Regions from separate parts of the Homo sapiens genome. Here regions 1, 2, 3, 4, 6 and 7 are each linked to region 5. A link is a loop called in an ENCODE intact Hi-C map of the cell type or tissue named here. Cell type or tissue: IMR-90. All regions are shown on one strand. Region 1 overlaps LOC124901750 (a long non-coding RNA gene). Region 2 overlaps CALD1 (caldesmon 1). Region 3 overlaps LOC124901750 (a long non-coding RNA gene). Region 4 overlaps LOC124901750 (a long non-coding RNA gene). Region 5 overlaps LOC124901750 (a long non-coding RNA gene). Region 6 overlaps NUP205 (nucleoporin 205). Region 7 overlaps CALD1 (caldesmon 1).

Evidence for each region. Peaks named below come from ENCODE experiments on the same cell type or tissue, not always from the same donor. Only the 100,000 strongest peaks of a DNase experiment are listed, where the experiment ranks them.
Region 1: it touches region 5 in a loop (3-fold over the local background); 55 of 110 quality-filtered maps call a loop at or near these places.
Region 2: a loop joins it to region 5, with 5 times the contacts of the local background. A loop is called at or near these places in 13 of 110 quality-filtered maps.
Region 3: it touches region 5 in a loop (3-fold over the local background); 15 of 110 quality-filtered maps call a loop at or near these places.
Region 4: a loop joins it to region 5, with 8 times the contacts of the local background. A loop is called at or near these places in 54 of 110 quality-filtered maps.
Region 6: it touches region 5 in a loop (6-fold over the local background); 2 of 110 quality-filtered maps call a loop at or near these places.
Region 7: a loop joins it to region 5, with 2.8 times the contacts of the local background. A loop is called at or near these places in 7 of 110 quality-filtered maps.

The regions. Positions count from the first base shown.
Region 1 is chr7:134,740,032-134,744,031 of GRCh38, reverse strand. The region is part of intron 1 of LOC124901750 (a long non-coding RNA gene); the gene reads left to right. It also overlaps a transcript of CALD1 not described here. Among named protein-coding and RNA genes, the nearest start is that of CALD1, 38 kb to the left of the region's middle. RefSeq lists an enhancer at 1,249-1,902. In IMR-90, no CTCF peak of the experiment used is centred here; DNase peaks (open chromatin) are centred at 781 and 1,611; H3K27ac peaks cover 1,863 bases.
Region 2 is chr7:134,883,692-134,887,691 of GRCh38, reverse strand. All of the region lies in intron 3 of CALD1 (caldesmon 1), which reads right to left. Among named protein-coding and RNA genes, the nearest start is that of AGBL3, 100 kb to the left of the region's middle. In IMR-90, no CTCF peak of the experiment used is centred here; DNase peaks (open chromatin) are centred at 751, 1,061 and 1,551; H3K4me3 peaks cover 610 bases; H3K27ac peaks cover 1,536 bases.
Region 3 is chr7:134,630,953-134,634,952 of GRCh38, reverse strand. All of the region lies in intron 1 of LOC124901750 (a long non-coding RNA gene), which reads left to right. Among named protein-coding and RNA genes, the nearest start is that of BPGM, 14 kb to the left of the region's middle. In IMR-90, a CTCF peak has its summit at 1,807 (motif pointing left); DNase peaks (open chromatin) are centred at 1,782 and 3,842.
Region 4 is chr7:134,753,944-134,757,943 of GRCh38, reverse strand. The region is part of intron 1 of LOC124901750 (a long non-coding RNA gene); the gene reads left to right. It also overlaps a transcript of CALD1 not described here. Among named protein-coding and RNA genes, the nearest start is that of CALD1, 24 kb to the left of the region's middle. In IMR-90, a CTCF peak has its summit at 2,317 (motif pointing right); no DNase peak of the experiment used is centred here.
Region 5 is chr7:134,688,341-134,692,340 of GRCh38, reverse strand. The region is part of intron 1 of LOC124901750 (a long non-coding RNA gene); the gene reads left to right. Among named protein-coding and RNA genes, the nearest start is that of BPGM, 43 kb to the right of the region's middle. In IMR-90, a CTCF peak has its summit at 2,148; a DNase peak (open chromatin) is centred at 2,120; H3K27ac peaks cover 1,181 bases.
Region 6 is chr7:135,643,011-135,647,010 of GRCh38, reverse strand. NUP205 (nucleoporin 205) reads right to left here. Exons shown (of 43, transcript NM_015135.3): 39 at 3,653-3,819; 40 at 1,993-2,116; 41 at 1,415-1,543; 42 at 780-853. Among named protein-coding and RNA genes, the nearest start is that of STMP1, 18 kb to the left of the region's middle. In IMR-90, a CTCF peak has its summit at 1,502 (motif pointing right); a DNase peak (open chromatin) is centred at 1,500.
Region 7 is chr7:134,824,055-134,828,054 of GRCh38, reverse strand. All of the region lies in intron 1 of CALD1 (caldesmon 1), which reads right to left. It overlaps LOC124901750 (a long non-coding RNA gene), which reads left to right. Exons shown (of 2, transcript XR_007060537.1): 1 at 1-4,000. Among named protein-coding and RNA genes, the nearest start is that of CALD1, 46 kb to the right of the region's middle. In IMR-90, no CTCF peak of the experiment used is centred here; a DNase peak (open chromatin) is centred at 1,744; H3K27ac peaks cover 166 bases.

The sequences.
Region 1 (4,000 bases), 52 kb before region 5:
GACCTTAACACAGCCCGCTTATTTTTAAAATGATCACAAACAACTAATCTGATTGGCTATTTTTCATTGATTGTATCAGAAGACTTCAGTGGGGAAATTAACCAACTGCTTGAGGATCATACTAAAATAGACCTCAACTTTACGCATGTGAATTCTTCTGCCCCGGGGAACAAGTAATTTCTGCTATGTGATTGTGCAAATAAACTAGATTTAAGTCTTATATTTGTGAGAAACTCCACAAGTAAAGTCATGCAAATCTCAAAAGGTGAATTCAACAAAAAGTGGACAGAAGTTAGACTACAGACACTGTCACAGATTATGTTAGGATACAGATATTTTAATAACCAGCAACACTTTTCTGATTGATTCCAAGCTAATAGTATCCAGCACATGCTGCTTATGTCTCTTTCATTAACAAAATGCTAAATTGAGTCATTGCACAGAGAACATCTCCACTTTGAAAGAGATGTTCGACAAAACAGCAAGATCACTTTACCAGGCATCAGAGGAAAGAAGTTAAGTATTTGCTGAGCTCTCAGAGAAGGAAATGAACTCCAATTCCCACCCCCCTTAGATTTGCTCAGGATTGTGAAGAGCTGAAAAACTTCAAAGTATAACAAAACTGAGGCTCGATTTTAGAAATATAAAGCATTTGGAGTAACTAATTTGGCCAAATATTTATGTTTTGGTGCATAGTTGAACTGCTTATCAGACCTTCAGGAATTCTTTGTTTTTCATTTTTGTGCTTTTATTTCCTCTCCTATCTTCTCCTCCCCTCAACAGAAGCAAAACACCCTTTGGCAATGAAAGTTGAAGATGCTTCTTCATGGAAGAACCAAGCCAGGGCCAAGGGGGCTGATCCCCAAGTTTCCGCCAACTGCACTTAAAGCAGTCATCTTCCCCTCCCACTAGCTCTCTTCTGAGAAGTGCTGGGAAATGTGGAAATCCCTAAGGCCTCCCAGGAAAGAAACAAAAATCTTTTCCTATGAGTATAAGATCTTAGATTGACTTTAAAAGGCTGCTGTAAAGGGCTGGCTTTTGTGGCTTTACAAACTGAGGCAGAAAGGTAGGCAGGGAGGGTTCCCAGGAGCCTCCATATCTGGTGGACCTCTCTTCCCACTATCAGTACTCACCAGCCTTCCCTGCCACCTCCCACAATCTCTCTGCAGTCCTAACCTTAAAGAAACAGAACACTGCTCAGGGAGATGATGCTCATTTATAAAAAAGAAGGGTAGGTGTTAGTTACACTGCTAACTTCCAGTGGAGACAGGGCAAAGGGAAGGCACTTGGACAGTCTTTGTGGGAAATTATGCTGAGATGTTCGATACTGGTAAGAAGGGCAGAGGAACCGCTGTTTCTCCTTTAATCTCCAGGCTGACCTCTGCTTTCAGGGCTGCCTGCGGTGACAAGTTCTGCATTTCCTATTAGTTTCTTCACCTTCCAGCCCTGGGGGCTGCTGAACCACACCAGAGATCCCAGGTGGGCCCCAACCAGCCCCTGCCAGCAGATCTCTACTGCTCCCAGGCTTCAAAGCCCACAGGACTTCGAGCACATTCCAAGACATTCCACAGCTGGGAGGCTGGGAGCCTGGAATGTCTGGATCCCACAGAGGGAAGGTGTCCCAGCATGCTCCCCCATCCCAACCACATTTCCCCAAAGATCTCAAAGCATTCTCCAAGGGTGATCTCATTTACTAATAGACATTTATTTCCATTTTCATCGTTACTGTTAGGAATGGCCTTCTTTTGCATGAATGTCACTTTGAGTTTTTTCACATAGCCTATCTCATGGTAAGAACATCACCTTGGGAACCAAGAACCCAGTTATTACTAAACTACTAATTGGATAACACTTAAGCCCTTTCCAGTGCACAGACTTTTGAAATTTAACAATGAAGCAGCAAGGAAATGACTGTTCCAGTTCCACCCATTGAAAGAGAAAAATGTAATGTGGGGCCAAGACATACATCACAAATGTGTGTGTCTGTGTGTGTGTGTGTGTGTGTGTGTGTGTGTATCAATACCTCATAGTGCTAGTGCTACTGCAGTTTTCAGGACTTCTATATCCTTAACTGTAGAATGAAGACAATAACACCACCTTTCAAAGTTCTTGTGATCTTGCTATAGTGACTGGAACATAGTAGGCATTTAATGAATGTTTGCTGAATAAATACCCTGATGGGTGAATAAACATAAAGTTTCAGGGTTTGTTTCCTCATCTCTTAACTTGCCACGTTTAATTCACAAGGCAATTTGGAGGATTAAAGGACATCCAGGTTTTTAAAAATGGCTTTTGAAAATAAAAAACGAACTGTAAAAAACACCAGATTATTATTGCACATGTGACTACTAGCATTGGTGCCCAGGTGTGTCAAAACCTCATGGATCTATATCTTTTTTTTAAATATGCATTGGGCACTAAAGCAACTCCCTGTACAGGGAGTAACTCTGCCTTTTTGGTTCTTTCTATAGCTTTGTTTTTATGTGTTAATTGACTCAAACCCATTAAAACTATTGAACATGAATTGAGTGCTTGAGATCAAAGAGTTTCAGAGCTAATATGGTTTGGCTGTGTCCCCACCCAAATCTCATCTTGAACTGTAGTCCCATAATCCCCATGTGTCATGGGAGGGACCTGGTGGGAGGTAATTGAATAATGGGGGTGGTTACCTCCATGCTGGTCTTGTGATAATGAGTTCTCACAAGATCCGATAGTTTTATAAGGGGCTTTTCCCCCTCTTCACTTCTCCTTACTGCTGCCATGTGAAGAAGGACGTATTTGCTTCCCTTTCCACCATAACTGTAAGTTTCCTGAGGCCTCCCCAGCCTTATGGAACTGTGAGTCAATTAAACCTCTTTCCTTTATAAATCACCCAGTCTCAGATGTGTCCTTATGGCAGTGTGAGAATGGACTAATAATACAAAGCTCAAATGGGCAGATAGCATGTGGGATAGGAGTATCAGTCCTAGAGTCCAAATGACTGATTTTTGTGCCCTGACCCCCAGATTTACTAAGGTACCTAACCTCGCTATGCCTCAATTCATCCATAAAATGGGGACACTAGTAGAATAATTTCATAGAATTGCTGTGAAGATTGAATAAGATCCATGTGTAAAGCATTTAGAGAAGTGCCTTGCACATGGTAAGAATCCAATAAATGCTAACTCCAACCATTGTTGGTGGTATTGCTATTATTATCCCTTTGCTAATGAGCTTGCAGTCTAGTGGAGAAGACAGACCATAGAACAAAGCTGGAGGAGTAGTGCAGCACGAAAAAGGTTACCAGCAGTATGCCTTGGGTGCAGAACCAGGAGACATCTTTATTCACAATCCTCATCACCTCCTCTGCGTAGTCTCTAGTTTGTCACTGTTCCAATGTACACAGAATTTAAAAATAATGTCCCAGATTCCATGTGAGGAGCACAGAGCCTAACGCTTCTCACGATCATCACACAATGCTTCCATTAATGCAGTAAGTTTGTGGAGCCATATCACACTGTTGGCTCACATGAAGCTTTTGGTCAAACAAGACCCCCAGGGCCTTTTCACATCAACTGCTGCCAAGTTGCATGTTCTCCATCCTGTATCCCTATAATTCTTTTTTGGACCTAAAAATAAGACTTTGCATTTATCCTTATTACATTTTGTGTTTTTAGTCTTGGCCCAGCATTGCAGCATGTCAAGATAATTCTAAATCTTGATTCTGTCAACTCTCTTATGTCTTTTTTTTTAATCCCCTCCAGACTTGTGTCATTGCATATTTGATCAGCATACCTACTACTTCCTCATTCAAGGCACTGATTCAAATGTTGACCAAAATGAGGCTAAGAGAATAGTCCAACAGTTCAATTGCAGAGCCCTCAGCATACTTAATTGTGTCCACTAATCATTTTGGGTATGATTGTTCAAGTAGTTTTAAATTCATTGAGAGGTATCCCTATTTCATCATTTTATTCAAAATACCTTGCTGATATGAAGTTACACTGGGTCTATGACATTC
Region 2 (4,000 bases), 200 kb before region 5:
ACATACACACACATGCATGCATACGCACACATGCACACACATACAGACATGCATGTACACACAGGCACACACATATACACGCATGCATGCATACGCACACATGCACACACATAACATGCACAGAGCCATTCACTTACTATGGAAACACATAAACCTAAGGGAAATCTACCACTAGGGAGGCAACAGTTCGAGTAGTACAAAGGGGACGTTTGAAAAGGCTGTTGGAGATAAATTTTCTTATGAAGAAATTCATAGGCTCTGTACTCTTAGAACTAGGCAAAAAATCTTGCCTAGACAGCTGTTCCCCCACCCCAAGGTGAACAGGAATGTAGGTAAAGGAGTTTACATATTCAAAGGCAGCATCTCTTTCCTCCTTTCTGTTGGCCTCTCATAGTTTTCCCCTCATAGACGACGGCATCTCCCATCCCCTGCCCCTGCCATGGCGTTGAACGTGTTCACTTAAACTATATTGCTCTGTCATGTCCTGTGATCTTGAATGCAGGAGCTGCTGTGGAAAAATCACAGTTTACTCCTCATCCTAGTCTTCCAGTGGTTCTTCACCAGCGTCTTCATGGCCTGTGCTGATACACGTTTCTTAATTATTCTTTGCCTCATCTGTCTCTAGGCCTGTAATAGGGGCTTGGGTTGTGACACTGTCTTATTGCCCTTATAATGGTGAGCATGTAGTTTTATTTTGTCCCAGCACATTCCTTTTTGCTTTGCTTCGCGTAGCACTATTGGAATGTTTACTACAAGCAAGTCATTGCACTAAGTGCTGTGGGGGATGCAAAGATAAGAAGGGCAGTCCTAAAGGGAGATAAGACATGTATACAAAAATTCTATTATAAGACAGAAAGTGAACAGTACTCTGAAAGCAGTAGAGCTAAAGAACTATACTTCAGTAGGTGACATCCTGTGATCAAGGTCCCAGTGTTTAATCACTCTCACGCTCAATTTATCCTGTTATCGAACTAGATTTCCTGTTGCTGAAATAGAAACCTACTTATCTCTAGGAGGGCCACAGGTATTAAGTCATCCTTTAGTCTCGTCTTTTCTAGGCTAGACGCCAATGCCTATTTTCCATCCTTTTAATATCAGCCTGACTATAACAACTCTTCAAACGGGAAACCAAAATTGGACATAATAAAAGCTGACCAAGGCCTGGCTGAAGTCCCAGTGCTTCCTGCCACGTTCCTGTTAACACATCCTAACATCATTTTCACATTGATAATAGCATCTCTTAGAGAGATCATTCATTCAGTTTTGTGCTATATCCAGGGTTTTTGCTTTTTCTTTTTTCTTCTCCAAATGAATTGCTTTGTAAGTCCTATGCCCACTCTTACTCCTTTTGCTTCTCTGAATTCTAGTGGTTCTTTAAGAACCAGTTCCAGGCCTTACCTCTATGAAGTCTTCCTGGATTTGACTTTATTTCTTTCTAATTTATCTTGTTAGGGAGAGAGAGACCAGAAAGCTTGAGCCCACTCTTGTTTGCATGTTATTTGGGAAATAATTATGTTGCAATGTATGAGTCAGCTCCTCCAGCCAACTTGCTGTGAGACTCCCTGTTTCTGTTTAAACTGTCTTGCACCAATTACTTAGGCCGACTCTCTAAGCTCTTTTTAAAATCCAGGGTTTTTTAAACAACTGGACTATTTTCTTTTCCTGAAAAGTTTCTATCTGAAAAGGATCATGCCTCTAACTCCTTTCTGCCCTCCAACTTGAAACATATCTTTAAAACAATAAACGGTGCTTGGAAATAGCAGGGCTCTAACAATTTCTTGAATGAATGGTGGCTGGTGCACATCTACAAAATTCTGGTTCTGGTCTCGGTGAAAACGATAATAATAATACCTGCTTTATATAATTCTAGGAAAGAAGTGTGTACATGAAGAATGTGATTTCTACCCATAAGAAACTGAATCTAGGCCATAGTGATATATTTTAGAATGTAGATTTGTTGTTCATAGGTACAGGTTGTGAAGGAAATTATTATAAGGACTCAGGAGATAATTCTAGTGCAGAAGAAAAGGTCAAATCTTCAAAGGAAGCATATTAGTTCCTAAGCCACAGAATTCTCAGTGTGTACCACTCTTGTTCAAAGTGTCTAAATATTTCCACAATCATAAATTTATTTGTGGGTGTCCACCTTTTGCATCTGGATATTAAATTTACACATGGCTTTTATAGCTGGAATGAAATCCAGATTTTTTTCCAGTGATACCATATAAAGTCTTAAAAAATATTGATTTCCTTCTTTTTGGGGGGTGGTCAGACCTGGATGAAAGCATATTGCTCCTATTGCTAGAGAAATAATCCATTATGTGTTTCAGATACTTTAGGTGTTGTGCTTATTATTTACATTATATAATAACACTTTATTAGGTTCTGTTATATTTTGTAATAACCTCTGACTGGGATCAGCACTTGATTATGATCTACAGATAGAAATAAACGTATGGTGCCGGGTGTCGGGGCTCACACCTGTAATCCCAGCACTTTGGGAGGCAGAGGCAGGAGGATCACCTGAGGTCAGGAGTTACAGACCAGACTGGCCAACATAGTGAAACCCCGTCTCTGTTAAAAGTACAAAAGTTAGCCTGGCATGGTGGTGTGCGCCTGTAACCCCTCCAGAGGCTGAGGCATGAGAATCGCTTGAACCTGGGAGGTGGAGGCTGCAGTGAGCCGAGATCACACCAGTGTACTCTAGCCTGGGTGACAGAATGAGACTCTGTCTCAAAAAAATAAATAAATAAAAGAAAGAAAGAAAATATGGATAAATACAAATACACAGTCTTATTTGTTCATTGTTCCTGTGTATATACTTGTTTTTACCAAATAAGTTACAGTGTAACATTTTTGCTGGAAGGGGTATTTCCTACCACCACTTTTGCACCTGATACAGCCTAGGAGGGTGTTAGTTATATAGCAGATGGCCAATAAGTACTTGTCATTTTTTCTCTGGAGTGAAGAGGGACAACGATGGAGTAGAGACGCTGCACCAAGGTCAGTTGGCTTGTTTTTCCAAAGGTTTCTAAAGATTGGCCTTTTTTTTTTTTTGGAGTATTCATAACAGTTCTGCACCAGAAATTGGATCTTGGGAGGTCCAGAATCGACAGGTATCAGGAAGATTGATGAACTCACAGATGCACAAGAGACTGATGCCTTCTCTAGTGCCAATTAAGATAGAATAAATGCTCTCCATCTTCAGTGCCTGGAGAACTCTCATTCCCAACCAGGGCACCTCCCATTCCCCAAGCCAGGATGTTAGGAAGCTGCGTAGTCAATAGCGACTTCTTCATGAGTGTGAAGTCAGAGCAAAGCGGGGTGAAATCATCACAGGTAATATTTTACCCAAGCCAGTGGGAGACATGAGGAAACACTTCTCCAAGTGGAGAGAATACTTTTCATGTCACAACTCTGTGAGATTCAAGCCATAAATCTCATGTCACCACCCTGAAACTCAACCAACCCTGAGATTCAAGGTCTGTCTCATTTGGATATTCCTAGATCCCCAGGGCCAAACCAGGTCTTGAACTTGGCAGACATGCAGGCTTCTTCTACTGGCCATTCCTTTTTTTTTTTCTTTTTTGAGACAGAGTTTCACTCTTGTTGCCCAGGCTGGAGTGCAATGGTGTGATCTTGGCTCACTGCAACCTCCGCTTCCTAGGTTCAAGCAATTCTCCTGCCTCAGCCTCCCAGGTAGCTGGGATTACAGGCATGTGCCACCATGCCCGGCTAATTTTGTATTTTTATTAGAGACCTCACCGTGTTGGTCAGGCTGGTCTCAAACTCCTGACCTCAGGTGATCCACCCGCCTCGGCCTCCCAAAGTGCTGGGATTACAGGCGTGAGCCACCGCGGCCAGCTTCTACTGGCCATTCTTTCTTTACACTCACTAATATCGTGGATTACAGTTGGACTCCACTTGTTCAAATCTGGGAGACCTAATGCAGTTTGACCCTTATGAATTGTATTTATCAGAAATGCTCTTCTGTAGAATC
Region 3 (4,000 bases), 57 kb after region 5:
TACATATTTTGTATATGTATGATATACTGTATTCTTAAAATAGACAAAATAAAATGTTATTAAGAAAATTATAAGGAAGAGAAAATATGTTTACTATTGATTAAGTGGAAATGGATCATCATAAAGGTCTTCATCATCGTCGACTTCACACTGAGTAGGCTGAGGAGGACGAGGAAGAGGAGGTGTTAGTCTTGCTGTCTCAGGGTGGCAGAGGTGGAAGGAAATCCATGTGTATGTGGACCCTCACAGCTCAAACCCATGTTGTTCTAGGGTACACTGTATTTATTTTGCTGCTCTGATTGTTCCAGGTTTGGCAATTAGGAGCTCCTTAGTGATTGGCTGCTGTGTTTTTGTTTGTTTTTGTTTCGTGGAGCATTTTCTTACTCTCTGGCACTACAAGATATTCCAAGATCATCTTGTTTATTACTTGCCCTAGCCCTGGAATCAGCTATTTCTCCAAGGAAGCTGGTTCCTTTTATTGCAGAATGGTGTTTGAAAACCAAAATCTGAGCATTAGGTGTGAAATTGGCTAAAATTTCTGACAATTTCATGTTGGTGAGAATGCAAAGTAATAAGCTCATAGGAATTGGTAAAACTAATTTGGAAAACAATTCGGCATTAGCTGTAAAGTTGTAGGTAAGTACACTTCATGAACCAGTAATTTCATTCCTAGGTGAATACCTTGGAGAAAGTTTGGCATATGTACAGCAAGAGTCATATACAGCTTTGTTTATGATAGCACAAAACTGAAAATCACCCAAAAGCCCAGTAGTAAGAGAACAGATGAATAAAATGGAGTACTGTAAGCTGTGAAAATGAATGAACCACAGCTATACACATCAACACGGATAAATCTCAGATACATAATTTTGAGCAAAAAAAAAAAAAGAGAGAGAATGATTTCATTTACATAAAGTCCAACAATATGCAAATAAATAATGTATATATTTGTAGGGATGCATAAGTGATAAGATGATACAACTAGAACGAAAAGGAAAATTATTACAAAATCCAGGTTACAGGTTGGGTATGGTGTGCAGTTGGGCTTCAGAGATACTGGTAATATTTCTTAGCTGAATGGTGGGTTAATCACATTCATTTTATTTAGATCATATATATGTGTGGAATATTGCATAATGAAGAAGGAAGTGAAGAAAAAGTAGGGGGGAGCTAGGGGAAAGGAAAGAAAATATAAAGAGGGAAGCAAGAAAAGAAGGGCAGGAAGGACACAGGAAGGGAGAGAAGGAGGGAAAGAGAACCAAAAGAGCACTCCTGTATGTGCTGTGGTCTTCGGATCCGGTGAAGTTCAGATTGTGACACCAAATATATGTGTGTCTTTAGATGAGCCACTAAACTCTAATAAGCCTCAGTTTTCACACCAGTTAAATTGGAACAACGTGCTCTGGCCTGTGTAGTTCACACTGTTATTGTGAAGATAAAATGGAATATTTACATCTATTATATTTATACCTATTATATCTATATAATAGCACTTCAAAAAGTGTCCTACAATGTAAAGCAAAAAGAAAAGTAATACATCAAGTTATCATCTTGATTCCTAATGCCAGATATGGTGTATCTCGATATTTACATGTAATTTCATATTCAGTGACTATTTAACTTACATCCCAGTCCTTTCTCAACTAAAATATAAAGAAGAAAGCAGACATTTTGCTATGCCTTTCACAAAGGTTAGTTTGCTCTTCTGACAAAATTTATAGAAGAGCAGCTTACCGAAAACATTCTGAACTCTCAGGCTGTGGAACCTGAGGTATTTGCTCGTTCTGGAAGGGTAATGTTGGTCTGCTCTCTGGTGGTCAGAGAAGAAAGCACATATGAAGGGGTTGTCAATCCGGTCTCAGTTTAAAAAAATACATTAATAATCAAGATAGCAGCTACCATAATTTATTATGTGCCAGGTTCTGTGCTAACTACTTAGTTCTCATTATCTCGTTTAGTCCTCACAACAACCCTGAAAGATATACTACATCACATTAGCCTCATATTTTTAGGTGAGAATTTAGGGTCACAGAGATTTGAATTAAATGGCCCATGGTCACCAAGTGAGTGATGGACAGATTGCCTCCTCAGAGGTGTCTGTGGCCAAAAGCCCACACTCAGCATCCACCTCAAATGTCTATTGGACAACTGAGATCTCCTTAGAGATCTTAACATCTTGTGGTACTTTAATTGTCTCATTGTCCCTCTTCTTTACTTGGAATAATCATCTTCCCTGTATTTTGACCAGACCCCAAACTGGCTACTTCTAGCCTCCAACTTCTCTAATTACTGACTCTTTATCTTTTGCTTGCTTTATCTTCTATTCTATTAATTAAATTAATTAATTGATTCTTTTATATTATGTAAATAAATAGTATTTACACCATATAGTATTTACACAATAGAATATTTAATATTTAGCTATTCTTTAATTTCTGAAATAAAAACCTACTTGGGCACAGTATATTTTCTAAATATACTGTTAGATTCAATTGTTACATGTTTTATTCAGGATTTCTTATCTATTTTTATTTGAGAGCCTGGTCTGTAATTTTCAATGACTGTTAGATTGTAATTCTAGGTTATTCTAACCTTGTGAGATGAATTGCAAAAGTTCCTGGTTTTGATGCTTTGACATAATTTGGATATCATGGAAATGATCTACACTCTGAATGTCTGATAGGGTTTTTTTTGCATAGTCATTCAAGCTTAGAGATGTTTTATAGGGTAGATCTTTTCATATGCTGTTCACCACCTCACCTTTTCCCTGACCTCTGCTGCTAGCTGGTCTATTCCTGTTTCTTATCTCTTCTTGAATCAATTTTGTTAATTTGTGTTTTCTGTATAATCAGCCATTTCATCTAGATTTTCAAGTTTATGGCACCAAAATTTTATGTTGTATTTTCTTATAATTTTAAAATATCTGTTTTCATTGTACTTATAACCCTTTTGCTATTCAGGTTGCCATCCTTTCTTATTGACTGCAGTAACCTCCTGACTGGTCTCCCCACATCCACTACTTTTCTCTGTGTATCTACCTCATCTTTTATCATTCCTTGCTGAATCCATCTATAGTCAAATAGAGCTATAAGATCTTAACTGCAAACCCACACATCAGAGAAAGCTATTGAAGTAGCAAGGTGGTTGTAGTCTCTTGCTAGCAGATCTGTACTACAAATCACAGCTGGGAGCTGTGGGACAGAGTCCTGTGCCCATTCTTGGGTATCCAGAGTTGTCATTATGTCACTTTCATCTCTAGCTTTTCACACACACACACACCCACACAGACACATATGTACACTTGCCCTTCACTGCTCCCTGCTGTACCCAGCCTAGCTGCATCTATCCAATATACCCTGCCTCCATAGCTCACCTCTGTTACTGGAGGAAGTGAGGAGGTGCTGTATAGGTTATCTTGGAAAAAACAAGTACAACACCTGATGACCAAATGGGAGTCCACAGTGCTACAAGCAAACCTTCAACCATGTGACAACCTTCACTAAACAAACCACTAAAGAAACTCCAATCCAGTTCTACTCAGGCCCACTCTGAAGGGAGGTGGATAAATCCAGAGATAGCAGTCAAATCTTGACTGCTTTAAAACTACCCCCAAATCAGCAAAACATATCCACCTTTTAGAATTTCAGACCCCAGCCTGACTCACCTCATGCATGTACACCTCTCTTTTTTCTCTTAACCTCTTTCATCACATATTTACCATTTATAGCTCTTAGACACCATGACTTTGATGTACAAATCAGCTCTTTCTTGGCCTCTAGCTAGAGCTGCTTTTCATGTTTAATCCTGAGCAGTATTCATCCTTAGCAACTGAGGAAGTTGAGCTGTATACATACACAATGACTGTGTCCTTACAGTATGAATTATTTTTTTAAACATACAATTGAGGATGTATAGTCATAGAGAATGTGCTTCTTTCAACAAACAGGTTATGTATGAAGTAATCAGTAAAGAAGAAAACAATTGAATCCAAATAGAGTAT
Region 4 (4,000 bases), 66 kb before region 5:
CATCCTCCTGTAGAGCCATTCTGAAAGTTTTGCTGGACTCCTTTTTTTTTTTATTTTTATTTTTTTAGACGGAGTCTAGCTTTGTCGCCCAGGCTGGAGTGCAGTGGTGTGATCTCTGCTCACTGCAACCTCTGCCTCCCGGGTTCAAGCAATTCTCCTGCCTCAGCCTCCCGAGTAGCTGGGATCACAGGCGCGCACCACCATGCCCGGCTAATTTTTGTATTTTTAGTAGAGACAGGGTTTCACCATGTTGGCCAGGCTGGTCTTGAATTCCTGATCTCGTGAACCACTCACCTCGGCCTCCCAAAGTGCTGGGATTACAGGCATGAGCCACTGCACCTGGCCTCCATATTTTTAAAATAGTCATACAGGAGACCATTTGAACTCTTGTAAGACAAACCCTGATAAGAACTCAGGCCTGGAAACTGCTAGAAGTCTCCAGGCTAATTACATGAGTAACGTTTGCAGTCTGTGGAATGAGGTCTTCAAGGAACACAGACCTGCAAATTGTAAGCATCAACAAGCGAACATACAGGATAGATAGTAGGATCTATCTATAGGCAGAGCCAGGAGGATCTTTTTGGATAGAGAAACGTAGAGAATGGAAGTGGGAGGTGGAAGGAGAACAGTACTGTGCACTGCACAACTCCAGGGGTCGTCATTCACATTCTAGTCTACGTAGGCTGTGCTCTCCAGAGAGAAGGAAGAGTAAAGTAAGTGCAGTTTTCATTCAGTTGCACCATATGGAAAGCCAATATGGAGAATAATGTTTATGCTTCAGGGGTTTATTTGATAGCCAATAACTAAACAACTAAGTGTCTCAGGCTTAAAAAAAAAGCCCAAGAAAAAAACTAAATTGACTCAAAATTTTCTGGCAAAGAAAGCAATTCATGCCAAGTTCTAATACCATATGCCTTAAAACAGCAAGAGCAAAACAGCTACTCTGAATGAAGCAAATCAGTAAAGTGCCTAGAAAAATGAGCGTAAGTGGCGGTTTTCAAGTTACGCATAGCGCTACTTTCAGTCATTCTGCATATATTTATTCACTGACTACTATTTGTCAAACTGTGCTATTGGATGGCATTTAAGGTTCCTACGGGCCCATGGAAAAGCTCATATTTATATTTTTGAACTCTTGTTCTAAATTATCAGTTTACTTAAAAGATATATGAATTAATTTTATTAATACACTATGAATCAAGTTATGAGTTTCAAGTCATAATAATATTCAGGAAGAAATAAAATCAAGTTGGCTGCTTCACTGGACACCAAGATCTGATCTAAGAATCATGCAGGTCCTCAATGTGGGAGCTTTAAAAGATAACAAAAGGGTTATTTAGACTGAGCCTCCTGTCAGAAGTGAGAACTCCATATAATTTATAATACATAGTTTATTATAACATCAAGTTATATACTATGAATTAAACTTAATATAGAGTAGATTTTTATTTAAACCCAAACTCTCACTAATAGATCATGATAACCCATGACTACTGTAGCTAAATGAATAATTTCTCCAAATATAATTTTAATCATAAGAACAGAATTCAGAGCCTCAAAATGGACCTACAAATATAGGAAAAAAATGCCATATGATAGAGATAGTATTTAATTTTTGAATTTTTTAGTTTTAGGTTTTTTTTAATTTTTAGTTTTTTTTTTTTTTTTTTTGAGACAAAGTCTCACTCTCGTTCCCCAGGCTGGAATGCAATGGTGCGATTTAGGCTCACTGAAACCTCCGCCTCCCAGGTTCAAGCAATTCTTCTGCCTCTCACCTGTAATCCCAGCACTTTGGGAGGCCGTGGCGGGTGGATCACCTGAGGTCAGGAGTTCAAGACGAGTCTGGCCAACATAGTGAAACCCTGTCTTTACTAAAAATACACAAATTAGCAGGGCATGGTGGTAGAGGTAGTATTTTAGTTAAGGGATGTCTTTTGGATGTCTATTCAATAATTTGTTGGTATTATTGGTTATCCATTTGGACAAAGATAATGTTTAGATCCCTATCTCACATCATCCACCAGTCATTTCCAGATAGATTAAATATATGAGCATAAAAAGTAAAACTATAAAAGAATCAGAGGAAATACAGGAAAATGTTTTACTTTGGGTAGGAAAGATTATCTTAAACAAGACTCAGAAGGCAAACAACACAAAGGAAAAGAATGATAAATATGACTAGAAAAACAACTTCTACACTGTGAAAAATAACACAAGTAAAATGTAAAGACAAGAGACAGAGTAAGGATAAAATATTTACATATTTATCACAAACAAAAGCTGACTGCCAGTTATGGCTGTGCAGGCTGTGTACTGTACACCACCGGGGGGAGCCATTCAAGTAGACTACAATGTGAATTGTGCCCTGAAGGAAATCCATAATCTATAAATCACTCCTATATCAATAAGAAGAAAGATAAGCCACCCAATAGAAAAATGGGCAAAGAATATGGGAAGTGGATTCATAGAGGAGTAAAACCAAATAATAGTAGGCATACACAAAAATGTTCAATCTTACTTGTAATCAATGAAAAGCAAATTGAAACAATAATGAAGCATATTTTCACCACGCCAGTAATGAAAAAAAATACTTAAATGCAAACAAAGAAATACCATTCCAGAGAAGCAACATTTGAAATATGTGGCCGGGCATGGTGGCTCACGCCCGTAATCCCAGCACTTTGGGAGGCTGAGGCAGGCAGATCACTTGAGGTCAGGAGTTCAAGACCAGCCTGGCCAACATGGTGAAACCCTGTCTCTACTAAAAATACAAAAATTAACCAAGAGTGGTAGTGGGCGCCTGTAATCCCAGCTACTCAGAAGTCTGAGGCAGGAGAATAGCTTGAACCTGGGAAGTAGACATTACAGTGAGCCCAGATTGGGCCACTGCACTCCAGCCTGGGTGACAGAGTGAGACTCCATCTAAAAATAATAATAATAAAAAAAAAGTAAAATATATAGTAGTGTTGAGTAGAGTAATGTAAAATGGTATTCTCTTGCCTTACTAGGTGAGGTATAAATTTGACAATACCTATTTAAAATAAAAATTCATCTACCCTATTGTCTAACAATTTTACTTTTCCTGATCGTCTCTAAAGAAACCTTCACACACACATATAAGCTATACATTGTATTTATACAATTGTTTGTAATTGTATACATTGGAAACAGCTTATTTGTCCATAGTTAGCGTTTAGTAGTTGAGTAGAATGAACTCTATATGTGGTGAAATGAAAGATCTCCATTATAGACTGTTGAGTGAAAAAAAGTAATTTTCCTAATGATATATGTGGTATTATTCCAGTTATATAAAACACACATGAAGCAATATCATACATGTATTTTCTTGTATGTCAAGCAGTCCTTCCGGGACTACACATCTGTTAACAGAGGTACCTCTGGGAGCCAAAAGGGATTATACATGGATATCAGCAGTGGGTTTTAGGTTTACCTTTCATATTTGGTTGAAAATTAGAGCATATGTATTATTTTATAGACATTTTCTTTTCAACTCACACTTCTGTGCTTGTACCTTGAGACAAGGGTGGTATTAAAAAGTCATGAAGAAGACATGATACAGAATTTTTTAAATGACAGCAGCAATTTATAAGCGACAGTGGCCAATGCTAACATTTATAATACACACTTAGGTTTACCTAAAGAAGATGGTCTTACTCATCATTTTCTCTTCTCCCTTCTCTTTATAAAGTCTCTCCTTTCCACATCTCAGGCCCCAGCACAGGAACCTACCCCCTAGTCACCTAGGCTTTCTCTCTCTCACTCTGTTGTGACTTCCTCACCCAGGATTCAAACCCAGGCTGGTTTCATCCTATGACAAGAAGATGGCTATCTAGATGGATGGGCTGGGACTTCATCTCATCCCACAGAAGTTACGTGTTAAACAAATATGGTCAGGGCTGCCTGTGGAGATGTCCCCAGCCTCCTGCCAGAGAGAAGGGACTGGAAGTCAGAATCTAACTGAGATGGTTGAATCAGATGC
Region 5 (4,000 bases):
TAATTCTTTAAATCTTGCTTTAAAAGGGGAACACCATGTGACTCCTCCCTGTGGTGGGTGAGGGGTGGGGTGGGGAGGCTGAGGGGGCTCAATGGTGCCTGTAGAAGTCCAGGTTCAGGTCTCTTGGGGGAGGAGGAAGCTCTGTCGTCCCTTCCACTCAGCATCAGCCAGCCTGGAGACCGCATCAGATTGGCATAGCTCCCTGGAACAGTCTCCCCTTCCCTTCATCCTCCACCACCGCACCCCCCCACCCCACCGCCTCCCGCCCCCGCCTTCTCTTAGCTCTTCCCTCCCTCTGCCCCCAGGCTCCTACTTGCATTCTTTATATCTTCTGGCATTTTTCATGTTGTTTTACTTTGTATTTAATAATAGCTCTGCATTCTTTTCTTTATCTGAAATCAAGGCTCATACCTGCATCATGCGTTCACTTTGGGAGTAAAATTTATGGCCGAACTTGCCATGGGGTTAATTGCTTTTCATTAACTTCATACTTCTTAATTATTACAAATTATTTGCCTGTACTAGAAATAGTTCCATCCTGTGCTCCAAATTTACTAGCCTGCAATTGCAACCAGAAACGGGAAGTCTTGGATTGCCGGTGCTTGGGGAGTGAGGTTCCCAGCTTTATGCATCGGAGTCTGACCAGACTGAGGGTAGGAAGACGGTGGGTAATTCTAGATCTTTAGACTTCAAAGCCCAGATTAGGGCCCGTAGGCCAAATAAAAATTGAATTTAGCTTTTCTGAGCCATAGACTGTTCTGTGTCTCAATTCTCAAATCTATAAAGTGGAGTTAGGAAGACAGAAAGACACGATGTGTATATTTAATAACAAGTTTACTTTAAAATCAGTTTGAAAAACCTATACTTCACATAATGAGTGGGGTTTCAAAAGCAAGAAAGAGAAAAAGTATACCCACCAAAGGGGAGGGCAGAATAAATCCCAATGGAAAATTTGTGCCTTTCTGTGGTTGGAGTCATTTGGTCAAGAAATGATGAAATTACAAATTTCTGAAAAGGGCGTGTGTGTCGGAGTTCCTGAGGTCCAGTTCTCAGCATGGTACTTGGGCAAGGCCAGTGTTGAACTCTGAGGAAGAATAAAGAGAAGGAAGTGGTCACGACCAGCATTCTTTGCCAAAACAGCAGTGCCTCCATGGCCTCGTACTGCCCATGAGTCTCTTCATCTCATGGATTTGAAGCAAGCTCTCTCAGCAAGCCTGTACACCCATTGTCCCTTGCAATGTGATTCGTCCTTTGACTCCTTAGATGGGAATGGTTGGTAAAAAGGGAATCGCAGCTGGAGGTTTGTGGGAACTGGCATATTCAGACTACACAAAGGCCCTGTGTGTGCAGACACAGCCACAGCTGTGGGAGCCAAGGGCCTGGCAATGGGGAGAAGTAGGTATTTCTCAGTGCAGGAAAGCATTCCTGTCCGTGCTCACAATCCATCTGGTATTGACTTTGAACTCACACGCAGAAAAAAGGAATGAAGTCGGCCCAGCAGCTGAGCCCAGAATCAGCTGGGAGGACATTCAAAGTTCCCTGTAAGGGAGCGTGGATGGACAGAGGAGGACAGGGATTTGTAGCCACTTCTGCAATCGCTCTGACCATTGCCAAGTGGGCTAGCAGCAGCAGATGTTCCAGCAGGAGGGCAGTGTCTGTGCCCAGCGGCAGGGCCATTGTCCTTGCTGGAACCATCTCACACTGTTCACTGAGTCTTGTTCTCAGCTGACTGGCTTTCCAAGCTTAACTCTCTTGGCTTTCCCAAAGAGTCTGTGAGCCACCCAATATCCTTTAACAAATTCCTTTTCTGTTTAGACTAGCTAGACTGGTCTTTACAGTTTTTAATGGAAGGCCCTGGCACTGATAGCTTTCGAAGGCTGGAGCTCTATGGCTTTTAATACTCCATGCTAAAGAAAACACAATTTTTTGCTTTGTTTTATTTTCTGCAAATAAAATGTCTTGTTCTCCTCTTCCTATGTGTGTATTTATATAGTTCAGTTAGGCTTTAATATACAAGCTCTGAATTCTCCAAATACCAAAGCAGACAGTTTAAGAAAAGAAGGAAAGCAAACGCCTATTTCTCCCACTTTCAAAAGCACACACTTAAATTTTGTGTGGAAAAAAAATCTAAGCTCTCTAGCTCCACTCGGTGTCCTGTTGAACTGGTGTGGCACCATGTTACTCTTTCAGAGAATGAAAATGAAACTTGCTCACTGTAGCTTCATTGAACCACTTTATTCTTTGACCAATTTTGGATGGGTATTTTAATTAAAAATTTTTTTCAGCCAGGCACGCGGTGGGCTCACGCCTGTAATCCCAGCACTTTGGGAGGCCAAGGCAGATGGATCACGAGGTCAGGAGATCGAGACCATACTGGCTAACACGGTGAAACCCCGTCTCTACTAAAATTACAAAAAATTAGCCTGGTGTGGTGGCACACGCCTGTAATCCCAGCTACTCAGGAGGCTGAGGCAGGAGAATAGCTTGAACCCAGGAGGTGGAGGTTGCAGTGAGTTGAGATCAAGCCACTATACTCCAGCCTGGGTGACAGAGCGAGACTCTGTCTCAAAAAAAAAAAAAATTAAACTAAAAACAGTATGGGACAGTGGCCAAGAGCGTGGGCTTTGGAGTTAGGTCAACTTGGATTTGAATCTTGCTGCAGCTATATACTAGCTTTGCGACTGTGTCTTGCTACTCAGGTTTTGTGAGGCTCATCTGTAAGATGAATATAATAAAAATGTTCACCTCAGAATATTATTGTGAGGATTAAACAAGATCCAAGACCTGGCTTAAATTGCCATTAGAGAATGACCCAGGGGAGCTTATTCATTGTAGCTAAATGATAAAATTTAAAATCAAGATTTAAATGCTTTCAGAAGGGGTGCATTTAGAAACACTGAAGTCTCCTTGTTACTCTCTTTTTAAATATGATAGGAATTACAATTCTTATAGAGATTATGCTACACAATGATCTATGTTTACACAAGAACGTAAATGTTGTCTTGGAGAGATTACATGCTCAGATGGCAGAAGCTCTTCAGTGGCAATGAGGGCATGGGCTACTGGGCTACTCTTTGGCTTGGAAGACCTTTCCTGTCTTCCGTTCACCCTACCATGGCTCAATTTGGCTTCTGCCTACCTCCCCAATCCCATCCTACACCACTTCAGCCTTCACTACTGACCTTAGCTGTTGTCTGTTGCCTAAACACCTTCTTCAAGTTGTTCAGGTTACACTGACCTTACCTATTATCTGTTGCCTAAACACTCTCTTCTGTCTCAGGACTATTGCACTTGTTACTTCTTCAGCCTGGAGCGCATGTACAGGTACACACACACACTTACGCAAACACACACAAAATCATTCAAAGTTCAATATATATGAAACCTTTTCAGAGAAGACTGTCATCACCATCCTTGATGATGCGTGGTGGCTTTTAGTCATATAAAATGGCTTTATATATTTTAAAGTACTTTTTGTTATAAAGGTATATTTTTCAAGGCATAAAAAATATACAAAACATATTTTATATAGCAGTTTATTAGCTTGGTTGAGTTTTTAAATATTTAGACATTACTTACAGCAAAACATTGAAAGCACCTAATTTTTTTTTCCTGTTGGACATTTAAGTTCTATCCAAATGATGCAACAGTGTTCAGCCATGGAGTAAAATTGTTTGAAGTCTATACAACATGGAGAAATCCTTATGATAAAGACAAGAATAAAATATGAATATAAATCAAGAATATGTCTAAGTGAAACATGCATATAGAAAGAAAGAAATAAAATAGTTCTTAGGATGGGAACATTAGGGAATCTTTCCCACTTATTTTCAAGATGTTTATATGGTTATATTTAACTCTATAATTACAGGTTAAAAACAGGTTGCAACTCCATAAGTAACCTGTTTCTGTACCATTATAGCAGCTGCCTATGGAGAAGGGCTCGGTGCTGACAGGCTACTTAGCCTCACCTGCCTTCCTGTCCGGCAGTGGTAGGATT
Region 6 (4,000 bases), 950 kb before region 5:
GCTCTCAATCTCACCATTAAATTATTTCCTGAAAAATAAGTGCTGAGTGATACTTTGTACCTAAAAAGTTCTACAAAGCTAATCAAAAGACATCAGGAGTTTCCAGATCATAATGCCTACCAATCACGGAATGCTTACCATGTTCTAGGTACAACACTAGCAGCCTCACATACATGAAACCTCACTTAATTCTGACAAAACCCTCTGAGGTTGAATCCTCCTATTTCTTAGATGAAGCAATTGAGGCTCGGAAGTTAAGTAAGTTGTTCAAAGTCATATAGCTGTTAAAATGGTCAAGCTAGAGTTCAAACCAGGTGTCTGTAAGCAACCCTGAAAATCATAATCTTATTAACATACCAGGCTTTCCTTTTTACTTACTTACTTACATTCATTCATTTATTTATTTATTTATTGGAGACAAGGTCTTGCTTCACTCTTTCATTCATTTATTGGAGACAAGGTCTTGCTCTGTTGCCCAGGCTGGAGTGCAGTGGTGCAATCACAGCTCACTGCAGCCTCAGTCTCCCAGGCTCAGGTGATTCTCCCACCTCAGCCTCCCAGGTAGCTGTGACTACAGGTGCATGCCACCACAGTATGCCAATTTTTTTTTTTAAGAGACGGGGTCTCACTATGTTGCCCAGACTGCTCTCAAACTCCTGGGCTCAAGCAATCCTCCCGTCTCGGCCTCCCAAAATGCTGGGATTACAGATGTGTACCATCACACCCAGCCCTTTTACTTTAATGAAGAAAAATAAAAGAATATGAGAATAGAACCTTACCTGGTCTAAATCATGTTGGCTCACTATAGCCAGCCCACTTCTAAAATCTAGATTGGTTTCTGAGGCGAAGGAATCTAGAGATAAAAAAACAGAGTCATACCGGCTGTGCAAGTACCTATCTACCACACAGTGGAGGAACCTGATGACAATGAATAATAACAATAGCACCATGAAAAACACGGCTCAAGATTGGGAACTCAATTTTCAACTTTTAGCAAATGGAAGCCCCTAGAAAGCATTTCACTGGTCCAGACCAGGGTTCTCAGCTTTTCTCTATTTCCTTCCACCTAAGGGATCCAATATATGGCCATCAGTCACAGAGGCCCACTCCAGCAATAAGAATCAGCATAATAGCAGACCTCCTCCATTCTTCTAGAGCTGGATCAGCCCCCTAACTGCAGCAAGAAGCTAAGGAACAGCTGATGAGCAGGCTCTAGAATATTCTTATGCTCAGCACAATGTCCCGTGAACAGAAAGTAAAATGCAAGAAATAGCTACGTCTAGTGACTAAACAGCTCTTGATTCACCCAATTCACTCTAAGTAATCTGGAAACAAAAATAAAAAAAAACTGGTACTAGCTTTTCAAGGCACAAATAGGTATTTATGGTTCATTAATTTTTAGCAGAAAGTTTACCTTGCAGTCTTCTGCTTTTAAACAAGGTTCTCGAGGCAAATAAGGAATCTTGAGAATCCGTGGGCATGCAATGTAACAAGTAGTACTCCAGATGGCGCCAAAGAATAAATAGGCAGGTCTCTATGATAACTATACCAGAGCTCAGATTAAAGGAACATAATCTCATCAAATATGTTTTACACACCAGTTTCGGAGGAGAAGAAAAAAGGACAGACTGCACTCACTTAATGAGGTACCCACAGCCTCAGTCTAACAGACAGGGTCTCACTGAAGGCTCCTCAAGAGGAAGCAGCAAGGTGTGCTGAGGAAAGAGGTGGGGACCTTGGGGTCCTGTGCCAGCAGTCTCATGTCCCTACCTTCTTCCCTAACAGAAAGTGCCCATGTATTTTATCAGTATTACCAGCTACTCTAAAAGATAAGAACAAAAACTATGATTTGGAAATACATTAGGCATTTACTGGGAAAAAATTAAGTTTATCTCCTTCCACCTGGTTTTGGTGCCCAAATAATATGAGAATAAGTGAACAGTTCCTATATTTCAAGGTCATCATTCAAGTGCATGATTTCATAAAGGATACAAGAACAAAGGGAAAGCAGTTTAGCTCGATTGTTGATCACCTTCACCAAGCGCCGTCTTGCTAGAACATATTTCTGAGCAGTGGAGATTTTATCAACACCAGCAGGCATCACAGACTGACACAACTAGAAGAAACAAATGTGGTATTAGAATGACATCAACTGGAATGAAATTTTTAATGAAAAACTACTATCAGCAGGTCACCATGATAAATGCTATGAAAAACACTCAAATTTAAACATCCTTGCAGATAAGAGTTTTTATCTAAGAAGCTAGCAATTTTTAAAAATTACAGCCAAAGAAGCAAATTCACAAATGAACATTTATCTGCTGCCTTTTGAAAAAGTCTGTCCCTGAAACACAGTCAGGGTTGCTGATGAAACCCTGAATTTCCTGTCACATTAAAACAAACCAAGACAAAATGATAGGTTTTTCAAACAGTAGCTATAACAATCCCATGGAGAATTTCTAACAGTTGTCAGGTATCTTCTGCAAAAAATACAAGGTAGACACCTAGAGCATAACTAAAATCTGATCATCAACCAAAGCTCCCATGACCACTTCTCAATGTGGCACACACACAAGCACAGTTGTTCCAGCTAATGTTCTGATGCTGGGTTCCACAGAAGGCGTACTGAAGTGAGGCTGATGGAAGGCCACGCGCTTCATGATGATGATGCAATTCCTCTTACAAGTACAAACATCACTGATTAGCTACACATTAGAGGAAGGACTGCCAGGCATGAACCCAAAATTTCAGGGGTTACCTAAACCCAGTCATTGACTCCTGCCTCACCCTGTTCCTGCCAGCTACATGCCTTTGGGTAAGTTATGCAAGTCTTCTGTGCCTCAGTTTCCTCACATGAGAAATGAGAATAGAAACAATATCTGCCCGGGTGTTAGGTAGAACATGTAGTTCAGGGCCTGGCATGTTGTAGACACTCAATAAATGTCCCCTGAGTTTACCAGAAAAGTGGCAAGAGGGAGTAGGCATGGACTACTCATAAGAGTAACATGGAAGTTTTTAGAAAACTTGGTGCAAACCAGGAATGACAAAGTGGCTCAACATTCAGGCTGCGACAGGACACCAGGAAGCTTCAGCACTGCCTTAGGAACTGGCCAAGAGATGCCTTACATTCAGCTGTGCCAAATGGAAAAGGCAGCAAGCTACTTAGTAGCAATCCTGGTAATGCAGCATCTTTAGTTATTAATACTGTAAGTAGAGGGAATGCTTCTGGGTCACTGAGGGAAGGCAGTCAAGTCTCATATGCTATCCCATTTGTTTGAAAGATTTGCTAAACAGATATTGAAGATGCTGAAGGCACAGAGACATTTACCCAAGTTCTATTAAAAAAAAAATCTGTAACAGAAGCCTTTCTCAGAACAGATTTTAGAGTATAAATGACCCAAAACTCTTCATTCAAAGGCCAGCTGCCTTTCTATTTTCTTGAACAGGTGCTACACTTCACTGTTTTTCAGTCAAGAGTTTCTATGCTTATAAGGCTGGTGCTACGGCGAAGGAGTCTTCTTCAAATCACACAGAAGAATCATTCCAATTCCTTCAGTCATACTGTATACGTTGTCTTTACTCAGTCTGAGTACCCTGGCCTAGTAACAGCAATGATTTCTCAAGTCCCCCCAGCTCATTATAAGATTCGTACCTCTTTTATCTCATCTGGGGGAAGCTGCTCTACATTTTGTAGCTTGCTGACACTCTGTCGATGACTGTCATAATAGCTGAAGAAATCATTAGCACTCTGTTTCAGCAGGTAGATGATAATGCCTAAACCAGGCAGGCGCCAGTATGGAACCACTGGAGCTTGGGTATCTAATAGAGGTGATGACATAAAACAATGTTCCACTTATAAGCATTTCATATGAATTTCAAATGACCTGTTTTAAAACAAGGGATGCCCCAGAATTTAAGGACATGTAACCTGTCATTAAAACCAACCCAAGATTACTTTTAAATGCCATTTATAATTTAAAGAACAAATGGTTAGGAGCCA
Region 7 (4,000 bases), 140 kb before region 5:
CATGCAGTGCTTATCTGTTCACATCAACGAAACCAAAGTTGTATTTCTATGCAGTAACAAAAGCCAGACACCTGCCCCCTTTGCCCAGTCACAGGCAAGATGAATAAATACAAGCTGCTCAGAAAGGCTCTTGGTGATAGTCTATTGAATATGTTGCCCTTGTTGGGTTATAAAAACTAAGTGACCTGGGGATATCCAATTCAGATTCTGTAGACGGTCCTGAGTTTGTGTTAAATCCGGTAGCTTTAAACAGAAGAATGAATGAAAAAAGTCATCTCTATCTGAACCTCAGTCCATCGTGGACCCTCCATCACCTTCCCCAAATAACACCTTTGACTGACATTTCTGTTTATTCTGACTCTCAGCACTCTGATAAATTTGGAATATCATGTGATGTGATATGGTCCTCACTCTTTCCTGTGCCTGGGCCATTGCCGTTGTCATCTGGCCAAGTCCAGAAAGGCTTTTAAAGTCAGGCAGATCTGGGTTTGAATTCTGGATTGTGCCACTTTCTTACTGGATGACTTTGGCAAATTGTTTATTTGCTCCATTGAAAAGTGGAGAATGCCTACCTTGCATGGTTGTTGTGAGAGGGAAATGGGGTAACGTGTATAACAGTATAGAACCTGGTATGGAGAAAAAGCTCAGCAAATGGCAAAAAATGCCCATTTTCTGTTTTTACTCTCTTCCTAATCTTACTACATTCTGGAAAATAGTGCTGGATTCATTTTCCCAACTAAGAATGTAGCAAATGAATACCCATTGGCTCCTGACATTGTCCTGGTCCACTGAGATAGGGAGATCTGCCTAAGATTTCAGCCTGGGCCAAGTTAAAGAAAAACTAATGTCAAAACTTCTATTGCTTCTTAGAGTTACTAAGGGCATAAGCCCAGGGTAGATAACTATTGTATTTTGTTTACATAAATATCCTGACCTTGCTTTGTGGTTGTAAAAGTTGAATGGCCCTGTCCACTCCAAAATCACATGGGAGAGAATTAAGGCAAAGAGCTAAAGAGTTAATTTTTTTCTCAAATTAAAATATTTAATTTTGAGCTGTGATCCAGTGTGGGCTGCATTTTAATGCCCTTCTATCACCATAAACCATTCATCAAAGTCTGTTAAATGCAGCAGCTTTGTGGGAATGAAGAAAAAAAGAACTTTTCCATGCTCAGAGTTAAGCAGGTAGAGGTTGGACTGAGGAGGTAAATGGGTGACTGGAATTTGGAGCAGGAGGTGACAAAAATATAAGGCATCCCACCACCTTATCTCTTTCTTGGGGATTCTCAGAAATATTGAGATGGAGGCCCCAATTATTTTATTTGGATCTGAAATGAAAGAATAATCCAGGAACAATTTGGGCATATCCAGGTTTCATACTTAGGAACAATGAACCAACAATACAAAACCAATATTATCAGTAAAATGTCTGTTATCATGATAGTTTAGGGAATTCAGGCAACAGTGTTCGTGGTAAAAGACCTCAATTTTAAGTCATGGTGACACTACTAACTTGCTTTGTGACCTCAGGCAAGTCACAAACTCTGCAAATTGGGTCTCCTAAACTGTAAAAAGTTGAAGAATGGACTAGAAAAGCTCCGGTGTGTGTTGATTAGGTGGGCTGGAGTACTTAGGAGATGCTTCAGGAAGATGATTGGCACTTAAAGAGTTAAGATTTGGATAACTAGAAAGGAGGTGTGAGAATATTTCAAACATGACGAAGGAGCAACATCAGCAGAACAGAAATACATCAGTTGTGGTCATGGGCAGCTGTGCTCGTGGGTGAGTACATTCAAAAGCCTGCCTGGGAGGGTGGGAGAAAGCAGGAATGTTGACCGGGTCCTTGGATATCAGTTTTGTACTTTATTCTTTGGAGCAGACAATAGAATAATAAAATTATCCTTATATAGAGAATTTAAAAATGCTAGTTTTGTTCACCCCTCTTTAATTTAAAATTTTTAAAGTAAACAGTAGTTTGGGGAGATTTTGAGACTAAGTTTTTTTTATATAAACAGTAGTTTGGGAAGATTTAAAATCAGTTTACAGGATGGAATGATACTTGAAAGGGCTAAACTAGAGTGTGTAGGTAAGTTTGGAGATTCTTGAAACCTGAATTAAGATGGTGTTGGTGAAACTGAAGGAAAACATAGCCTGAGACATTGAGAAATGTGCATGTATTTCTCCCCGGCATACCCAGGGCTCCTCTGGTCAGTCTGTACAGGGATCTACCCTCAGTTGCAATGCCCTGAGCTCTGACCCCTGGGTCTAAAAATTGAGCTATTAATGACCAATAAATCATTTGGGAGGTTAATCTACAGGAAGGGTCAAAACAATTTTTTATTGTAAGTATAAAATGACCTTGGGTTATTATGTGATGTAATATTTTACATTAATTGCATAATTGAATATAATTTTGCAGATTATACCAACCAACAATGAACTCTAAATGACTTCACCAAAAGGGAAATCTTCACATTTTTTCTGGGAAAATATACATAAGATATCTATAAATCCAAAAGTTAGAGTATAAAATTATCCTTATATAGAGAATTTTAAAATGCTAATTTTTCTCACCCCTCTTTAATGCTTAGATATTTTATAGCAATTTAAAGACCTTAAATTACCCTAATCACTTATAAAAATAAATGCTTGGAAAGAGGAAATCCAAACTTAAATTTATAGTTAACAAAGCAAATTTATTTTAATGCGGGTACATTACATTCTCTTAACAACTCTGCCCTGGAATGAGACAGAGCTGGAAGTGAAGTTCAGGTCTACCCAAATGTATGACTCCATCTGTTTTCTAATAAACTTGGCCATCATCTTATAAATGTTAATTACCTTACCCCTTTTCCCATGCTCCTTTTCCTATCCCCCTTTCTCCCCACTTTATCTAAATCTTAAAGCTTTGAAGTGATCATTTTAGGTCAAATAATAGAAAAACCTCTTTCCATTATAAGTATTAAACACTTGGAATCTATTACTTTCAATGCTGGTACCATGATAAAAATGTGCATAGGTTCAAGAGTAGTTTAGAGATGTTACTGCATAATAGATATTTAAAAGCCTCTGAAGGAAAGGTAGTATTCTTAAAGTCTCAGAGAATAACACAAATTCCAACAACAGTCTCTTCTTGCCATCATCAGAGACATCAGGCCCTGGAGCTCAGATCTGACCAAGTGACGTATATCTCTAGTTCTAATATTCTTTAACAGCGTAATATAATGGGTGTCAAATATTCTTTTAACCCTTCTGTTGAGAAGTTATCATCACAATAGAAAATGAAAAAAAGCAGAAAACTCCGTATGTACAATTGAGGGGGAACTGGGAAAAAATTACATTTATTGTAGGCCAATTGTGTATCAAATGCCACAGTATCTATTTAATGTCCCAAACATAGCACAAGGTCAGTGTTTGTTCTCTCCATTTATAGAAAAGAAAAATGAGGCTTGAAAGGTTAAGAGAAACTTTTCAAGCATCAGATAGAGGTGGAAGAGTTGAAGCTAGAATGCAGATCTTAACCAATCCTTCCACCACTCCAAAGAGAAACTCTTATTAAAGAAGAAGAGGAAGAAGAAGAAGAAGGAGAAGGAGAAGAAGGAGAAGAAGGAGGAGGAGGAAAGAAAAGTAAAGATTGTCCAGTCATACAATTATTTCATTCACTGTTGTTTGAATAGAGCAATTGATATCTTAAATCAATCTGATCAACTGCACAAAAATGGTTGGATTATTTAGAAGATTTGATTGAAAACCAGTTGTTTCAGCGGTCATGTGTAGACCTGGACTTAATAAATGACCACCTTTGAGTCCCCCAGCTGAAAGAGAACAAAAGAACCCAGAGGCAAATCAATGGCAAATTGCCACCCCAAACAAATTGCAGTATGTAAGTTCTGAAACTTGAATTACCCTTCAAGGATTAAAGTTCAAGACTGTGAAAAATTAAAAATGTTGCCTAGCCTAGGAAATAGCATATGAATCAAAAATCTCATTAGTAAGCTTAATG